Linked DNA regions of Homo sapiens: region 1 is linked to region 2. A link is an interaction called in ENCODE POLR2A ChIA-PET data of the cell type or tissue named here. Cell type or tissue: OCI-LY7. All regions are shown on one strand. Region 1 overlaps MAP4K3 (mitogen-activated protein kinase kinase kinase kinase 3). Region 2 overlaps MAP4K3-DT (MAP4K3 divergent transcript).

Region 1 (4,000 bases), 56 kb after region 2:
ACATTTCTCTGATGTAAATATCCATTTCCCAGTCCTCACAGGAAATTCACTTAAACTTAAGGCATACAATTATATGGAGTATACTTTGTTTTTAAAAATTACTGTTGAATTACTGTCCTGTATTTAAAAAGACATAGATTCTGTTCATTTATCTCCAGCTTAAGTAAAAAAAATGGCATAATGATATCAAAATATTTTGTTCTTTTAAACAGTTTCTCAAAGGTGTATTTAATGCTAATGTAGATTATATGGTGAAGATATGTTTCTTTGAAAAGATGACATACAAAAACAATTCTAGGATATCAGTAGCAAAAACTATGACATATGTGCCTTTGATGTCATTGTACCGTATATCCTTTTGTATAGCTAAAATGGCTATTCTGTGCATTTTGGTTTAATTGCTATAGTGAAAATTACATTTTTGAAGAGCTAGAAAAGCTTTTCAAAACTTGGAAATGTTGTTATCCTTCATATTATGAAAAGTACTAGTTTTAGTCTTCCACCATGCAAAGACCTTTTTAAAAATGATCTTTTAAATATTATTTTCATGATAAATAATTTACCATTTGTCTGTGGAAGAGAAATACTGCTTTCTGCACACACTTGTGTATGTGTTCCAAAATCATGTAATAAGATTTTTGGCTGTTAGAGTGACATGTGACTGTAATGGTTTTCAGTAGAGTTTGTTATTATAATGTATTAGCAAAGAACCAACATTTATAAAGATAGAAAGCTTTACAAGAAATGCTAAGATCTTCATAATATTACCAGTTGCTTTGTTATGATTTTATTGCTCTAATTTTCTAGGATTGTAAAATTATGTCTAATTATTGACATGGGTACAGGATGTTGCGTGAATACAGGGAACTCCAAATTCTTGATTGTGGCTATTTGTGGTATGTCCTGCCAATCTATAAAGGGTTCAGCTGCCTCTTATGTGTAGATGATGCAGTGGCCTGTTGCTGAACTAGAAATCAGCTGTTGCTTTAAATGACAGATTAGCAGCTCCCTCCTCCACAATCCCAAACTACCATACCCAGACCTAGGTGTAAGTAGAAACTAAAAAGAGATTAACCAAAGTTACTTCTTCGCTGTAGTCAGAAAAACGTAAAGGATATTGAAAAAGCAAATGTTGGGCATAATCATATGTAGCATTTTATGTTTCAGTTTGTGGTAAGAAGTTTTTCAAAGTACCTTAACAATGGAAATACCTTTCTGCTATTTTCATTCCATCATTGGAATTAGCACTTAGAAACTATCCCTTTAAGTGCTATTGAGTCTTCAGTTATTGCTTAACCACATTGTCCTTTATCTCAGTGCCTGTGAATTAGAGATCTGTCTTTACATTTATTATAGTACTAGGTAAATAGGCATTTATACCAACTGTAACATAAACAGAGATTCCATGTAGAATATGGATAATTATTTTTAGTCTATTTCTGTTCACACTGTTAAATTAACCTTGTTTTTGTTTATTTTCAACTCTGAGTATATCTCAATATCTACTATGCTTTATTTTTCTCTTCCGATTTCTGTTCTCTGCATACTCAATATTTTCTGGAGAAATTTACAAACTGGCTGAAACATCTAGTTTAGCTTTAAGTGATTTGTTGTTGTCGTTTTGTTTTTAAATGTTGCCCAGGCTGGACTCAAACTTCTGGGTTCAAATGATTCTCCTGCCTCAGCCTCTAGAGTAGCTGGGACTATAAGCTGGTGCCACTGCAGCCAGCTTCCAAGTGGATCATTTATTGAAGTTCAGCAATATTAGAGTGGATCCTTGAACAACAGAGAGGTTAGGGGAGCCAGCCCCCCATGTAGTGGAAAATCCATGTATAACTTTTTGACTTCCCCAAAGCTTAACCACTAATAGTCTACTGTTGACCAGAGGTCTTACTGATAATATAAATAGTTAATTAACGTGTATTTCTTATATGTATTGTGTATTATATTCTTACAATATAGTAAGCTACAGAAAAGGAAAGGCGAAGAAATCATAAGGAAGAGAAAATATATTTACTATTCCTTAAGTGGAAGTAGATCATCATAAGTGTCTATCCTTGTCTTCATGTTGAGTAGGCTGAGGAGGAAGAGGAAGGGTTGGTTTTGCTGTCAGGGTGGCAGAAGTGAAAGGAAAGACAGAAGAGGCAGGCACAGTATAACTTTACAGAAATACATTGTAATTTCTGTCTGGCTTTTTTGCTTTTTCATTTCTCTAAAAATGTTTCTATATGGTACCAATCCTCCCACTGTTAGTTTCAGTGCCTGTATCATGGGAGGATCCCTGTCATAAAAGAAGTCAAAGCAGTCTTGGAGAATCAAACCCATTTGCCAGATTGCCTGATGTTACTTTGCTTTCTGGCACTGCTTCTTCTTTGTCTTCTTCCTCATCGTCTGGCACTGCTTTAGAAGCACTCATCTCCATCAAGTTGCTTCTGTTAATTCCTCTGGTTTGGTATCTGTTAGCTCTTAAATTTCTCTAAGATCCATATCTCGAAACCCTTCACCCACCCAACCCCCCACCACCTTTTTTTTTTTTTTGCCATATCTGCAATCTCTTTCATGATTTCCTTGACTGACTCTCATAAATCCTGTGAAGTCATGTGCAACATCTGGGCATAGTTTTCTCCAGCAGGAATTTTTTGTTTCAGGCTTGATGGCTTTAAAGGTTTTTTCTGTAACAGCAATATATCTTCAATGATGAAATTCTTCCAGACATTCATGACATTCTCTCTGTTGGTGTTCTCTTCCATTGAATTGACAGTCCCTTCCCTAGAGTATCGTGTCTAATGACCCTTAAAGGTCCTTATGACCCCCTGATCTAGATGCTGAATTAGAGATATTGTGCTTGGGTCAAGTAGACTATTTTGACATCTTCAGTGTTGAACTCCTGGGATCTGGGTGGCCAGGGGCATTGTCTAATATCAAAGGAACTTTAAAAGGCAGTTCCTTACTGAGAAGGTACTTCCTGACTTTACAGACAAAGCATGGAAGGAACCAATCCAGAAAAAGGGTTTTGTTATCTAGATGGTTTTTTTTATTTTTTGCTTTTTGTTTTTGTTTTGTACAACCAAAAGACTGGCAGCTGGTGTTTATTTTTTCCCTTTAAGGCTCAAGGGTTAAAAGCTTTGTAGATAAGAGCAGTCCTGATCATAAACTTGACTGCATCTGCACAAAACAGTGGATGGAGTTAGCCTATCCTTTCCTGCCATAAATCCTGTGCTTGCTTCTCTTCTTTACTAATATCTTGTGGCATTTTTTTCCCAAAATAGGGCACTTTCATCTGCATTAAAAAACCTGTTCAGTGCTAGACACAGTGGCCTACACCTGCACTCCCAGCACTTTGGGAGGCCGAGATGGGAGGGTCACGTGAGCCCAGGAATTTGAGACCAGCCTGGGCAACATAGTGAGACCCCATGTCTATAAAAAATAAGAGCATTAGCTGTATGTGGTGGCATGCACCTGTGGTCTCAGTTTCCATCTCAGGAGGCTGAGATGAGAGGATCACTTTAGCCCAGGAGGTTGAGGCTGCAGTGATCCAAGGTCATGCCACAGCACTTCAGCCTGGGCAATAGAGTGAGATCCTGTCTCTCGCTCTATAAAAAACAAAACAAAAATAACAAAAACAAACAAACAAACCTGTTTAGGCAGATAACCTTTCTCCTGAATGATTTTCTTAATGGTGTCTGGGAGCTCCTCTGCTGCCTCTTGGTTGGCAGTAGCTGTTTCTTCTGTTTTCTTGACGTTTTTAAGCCAAACCACTTCTTCAGATTATCAAACCATTCTCCAACTGGCATTCTTCAACTTTAAATCCTTTTTTTTTTTTTTCCTTTAAGTTGTTAATAGAAGTGGTGAGAGCAGACATTCTTCCCTTGTTCCTGCTCTTAGGAAGATACTATTTAGGCTTTCACCATTTCCTTTGATGTTAGCTTTAGGTCTTTTTCATATGCTATTTGCTATATTGGCACAGTTCTCTTTATTTCCTGTTTGCTGAGTTTGTATC
Region 2 (4,000 bases):
GCATGATCCTGGCTCACTGCAACCTCTGCCTCCCGGGTCCAAGCAATTCTCCTGTCTCACCCTCCTGAGTAGCTGGGAATACAGGCACACGCCACCACGCCCGGCTAATTTTTGTATTTTTAGTAGAGACGGGATTTCACCACATTGGTCAGGCTGGTCACAAACTCCTGACCTCAGGTGATCCACCCATCTCGGCCTCCCAAAGTGCTGGGATTACAGGCGTGAGCCACTGTGCCCAGCCTCAACTCTGTTTTCTAATCCTTCCAGTGAAATTTTAACTTTGCCAATCATATTCTCATTCCCAAGATTTCCTTGTATTTCTGATAATTCTTTTCATAGCATCTTTTGTCTTGTTTTAGTTAGGTAATACCCCTCAAATCTCTGAAAATACTAATTAGAGTCTGTTGGTCTTTTTTTTTTTTTTAACTGACTTCTGTTCCCTAAGTTATATCTGTCGGCCTTGCGGGATACCAGTCATTACTGGGTGTATGCTGATAGGTATGTATATACATTCATATCAGTTCTCTAGGTCATGTTCCTGGACTCCAGATTTATATCTTTAATTGCCTAGTGAACAAGTTGCTTTGACATCCCAAAGGCATTTCAAATGAAACTCATAGATCCCTCCAGGCTTGTTTTTTTAATCTCGGTAAACGACACTACCACCTACTCAGTTACCTAAGACCCATCGGTAATTCTTGACTGGCGCTATTTTTCCTCAACTATATCTAATACATTTATTCCTAGTGAATCTAGCTCCTTAATATCACTGGATATTATCTCAATGTTTCCCACTTTATTGAAGAAACACAGGTGGTGTAAATCCTGGCATATGTCCACATACTTAACCATTCTATCTCAGGGAAGGTGGAATGACCTATGATTTGTAAATTTGGAAAGGACAAACTGGGCATGCTAGTTTCTGCCACCCTTCCTCCTCGTGGCTGCTGGCCACAGGGGACACACATTCTAATCCTCCAGGTATAGTTTTTCTCAAGGGGCATCACAGGTTGGATTCCCTGGGAAGTAGATTCTGAAACGGAAATTAGTGTGTAGGAGGTTTTATTGGGGAATGCTCTTGGGATCGACGCTTTTTCCCAAGGGACAGGTGTTTCCTTGTGGATCCTAAGGAAAGGAAAGGAGAAGGAAGGGGAAAGAATGAGAAGAGAAGGGTAGAACGGAAAGGGTAGAAACAGGAAAAGAAGGGAAGGGAGCAAGATTGGGCAAAGGGAGAAGTTGAGCTGAGATTCAGTCTCAATGCAGACCTCAGCTGGACTTTGGGGAGCACCAAAGCTGGGATGGCCTTTCGAAATTGTCTCAAATTGGGATCAAGACTTTACATTTTCTACTTGGATCAGTCATTACACATGGACCACCTCAGGCAGGGAGCATGACTTTGGGCTAGTGGCTCTCTTTAGACAAGGCCATCCCTAAAGATGACTACTAGTTGATGGACGTGTCTGCAAGCAGCACTCCCAGCAGGGGGAATAAATTGTATATTTGGGAAAACAAATCTAGGTGGCACACCACAACATTCACATCAGAGGCACATACCCTAATCAAGGGGTTTATTTAGCATCTCATTTGGCTCTCACACTAAGCTAAGACCTATACCTTAGCTTTTTTTTCAGCAATAAATGTTTTAGAGCCTGTCTTCCAATCATTTGTTTTATTGCTTTATTTTTCCAGAGGCTTAGGCTGGGATGAGGGCTGCCATTTAAACCTAAAACATTTCTCAACATCCTTCTCTCTGTTCCACTAGGTCAGGCCATCCTTGTCTCTTTCCTGAACTACAGCTTCAGTTTCCTATCTGGCTGTCCTATTTCCATTAGTACCACTCTTCCGCTTTTCCTCCACAGTTCAGCAGAAGGAGATTTCAAAAGCACAAATCTGATCATTTCACTTGTGGGTGTTTAAAACTCTTCCTTGCTTTCCCATTGCCTTCAGGGATTAGACCTAAGTTTCTTAACAGAGCTGGACAGGCCAATGAGATCTGATCTCACTTAGCTAGTCTTATTCTCTTAATACTCCATCATTCCCCACCTCTCTACTTGATGTTCCAGTGCAGGAAAAGTACTTAAAGTCTCAATTAGCAACCAAACTGTTTCTTTACTTTGCTTTTTAAATGTTTCCTCAGATTAGAATATATTGAACTTTTTTTTTTTTTTTTGGTCAGTCTCACTCACTTGACTGTGAGTATTTTGGCAGCAGGGATACTTCCTGTTCTTACAATAGGCACTCAATAAATGTTAAATAAATACGTATATACATATATATATATATATGGAAAGGATTTACAATCTGTTAAATGCTTATTTATTAGTGGTGTCCACTAAACCTATGAGAAAATGTTCCACTTTCCTATTAAAAAGCACTCTAAAACAAGGGGGTACAGTTTTTCACCTAGAAATTGGCAGAGTTACTAAAAATAATACTGGAGGCTAGCAAGGGTATGGCAAAATGGGCATCTGATACACTGCAAGTATCAGAAAAGCATTTTGGCAATATGGAACAAGTCTCAAGATGTGTAAGCCATGTGCCCTAATAATTGCACAACTAGAAATCTAATCAGAGATAGGAGTAAAATTTATGTTCAAAGGTGTTCATTGTAACATGCGTCTCTATTATACTCTTGAATTGTCCATGCATTCTATAATGAGGATGTTTTAATTTAAAAATCAGTAAAATGGAGACTGGGCAAAGTGGCTCATGCCTGTAATCCCAGCACTTTGGGAGGCTGAGGCAGGCGAGTCACCTGAGGTCAGGAGTTCAAGACCAGCCTGACCAACATGGTGAAACCCCAGCTCTACCAAAAAATACAAAAATTAGCCAGGCGTGGTGGCACATGCCTGTAATCCCAGTTACTCAGGAGGCTGAGGCAGGGGAATCACTTGAACCTGGGAGGCAGAGGTTGCAGTGAGCCAAGATCATGCCACTGCACTCCAGCCTGGGCAACAGAGTGAGACTCCATCTCAAAAAAAAAAAAAAAAAAAAGTTAGGATTACAGTTTGTAGAAGTGAGGTTCCAGGAATGCTCAATGATCTGGTTTCCTTATATTCACACATTAGCATGAAGACCCTTGTGTAGTTCCCGTTCAAATTGTACCAGAGGTGAAGTGTGTGACCAGTAAAATATGACAGGAGTGATGGCAAGATTAGGTTTTAAAAGACATGAGCAGGGCATGGTGGATGGTGGGTCATGCCTGTAATCCCAACACTTTAGGGGGCCAAGGCAGGAGGACTGCCTGAGGCCAGGAGTTCTGAGCAACATAGTGAGACCCTTGCCTCTACCAAAAAAAAAAAAAAAAAAAAAAAGCCAGAAGTGTTGGCACACACCTCTCTAGTTCCAGCTCAGCTACTCAGGAGGCTGAGGTGGGAGGATCGCTTGAGCCCCAGAGGTTCTGGGACCCCTTTTCTCGTCTCTGCCCTCCAGCCTGCGTAACAGAGCAAGACCCGGTCTCCAAAAAATAAATAAATAAAATAAACTTACAAAAATTTTAAAAGACACTAGAACATCTATCTGAGTCCTTAGTTTTTCTCCCTTTCCATTTATGAGATATTATTACATAAGGCAAATTCTCTTTCCTTTCTCTGTCTCTATCACTTGCTTATGGGGAAAGCCAGTTGCCACATTATGAGGGCACACAATGAGAGACTCACATAGCAAGACATTGTGGCCTCTTGTCAGCATCACATGAGTGAGCTTGGAAGCAGGTCCCCAGCCCAGGTCAAGCTTCAGATGGCTGCAGCCCCAGCTAATGTGTTGACTGCAACTTCATGAGAGACCTTGAGCCAGAAACATCCAGTTAAGCTCCTTCTGGATTTCTAATCTAGAGAAACTGAGATAACAAATGCTTACTGTTTTAAGTTGTTACATTTTGAGTAAGGTGATCAACTGTCCAGCTTTTTTTTTTTTTTTTTTTTTTTTTGAGATGGAATTTCACTCTTGTTGCCCAGGCTAGAGTGCAATAGCACAATCTTGGCTCCCAACAACCTCCGCC

Evidence for each region. Peaks named below come from ENCODE experiments on the same cell type or tissue, not always from the same donor. Only the 100,000 strongest peaks of a DNase experiment are listed, where the experiment ranks them.
Region 1: POLR2A ChIA-PET joins it to region 2 with 7 read pairs; 5 of 35 experiments call an interaction of 5 or more read pairs at or near these places.

Annotation. Positions count from the first base shown.
Region 1 is chr2:39,407,178-39,411,177 of GRCh38, reverse strand. The region is part of intron 1 of MAP4K3 (mitogen-activated protein kinase kinase kinase kinase 3); the gene reads left to right. Among named protein-coding and RNA genes, the nearest start is that of MAP4K3, 28 kb to the left of the region's middle. RefSeq lists an enhancer at 2,163-2,312. In OCI-LY7, no CTCF peak of the experiment used is centred here; no DNase peak of the experiment used is centred here; H3K27ac peaks cover 486 bases.
Region 2 is chr2:39,463,096-39,467,095 of GRCh38, reverse strand. All of the region lies in intron 3 of MAP4K3-DT (MAP4K3 divergent transcript), which reads right to left. Among named protein-coding and RNA genes, the nearest start is that of MAP4K3-DT, 28 kb to the right of the region's middle. In OCI-LY7, no CTCF peak of the experiment used is centred here; no DNase peak of the experiment used is centred here.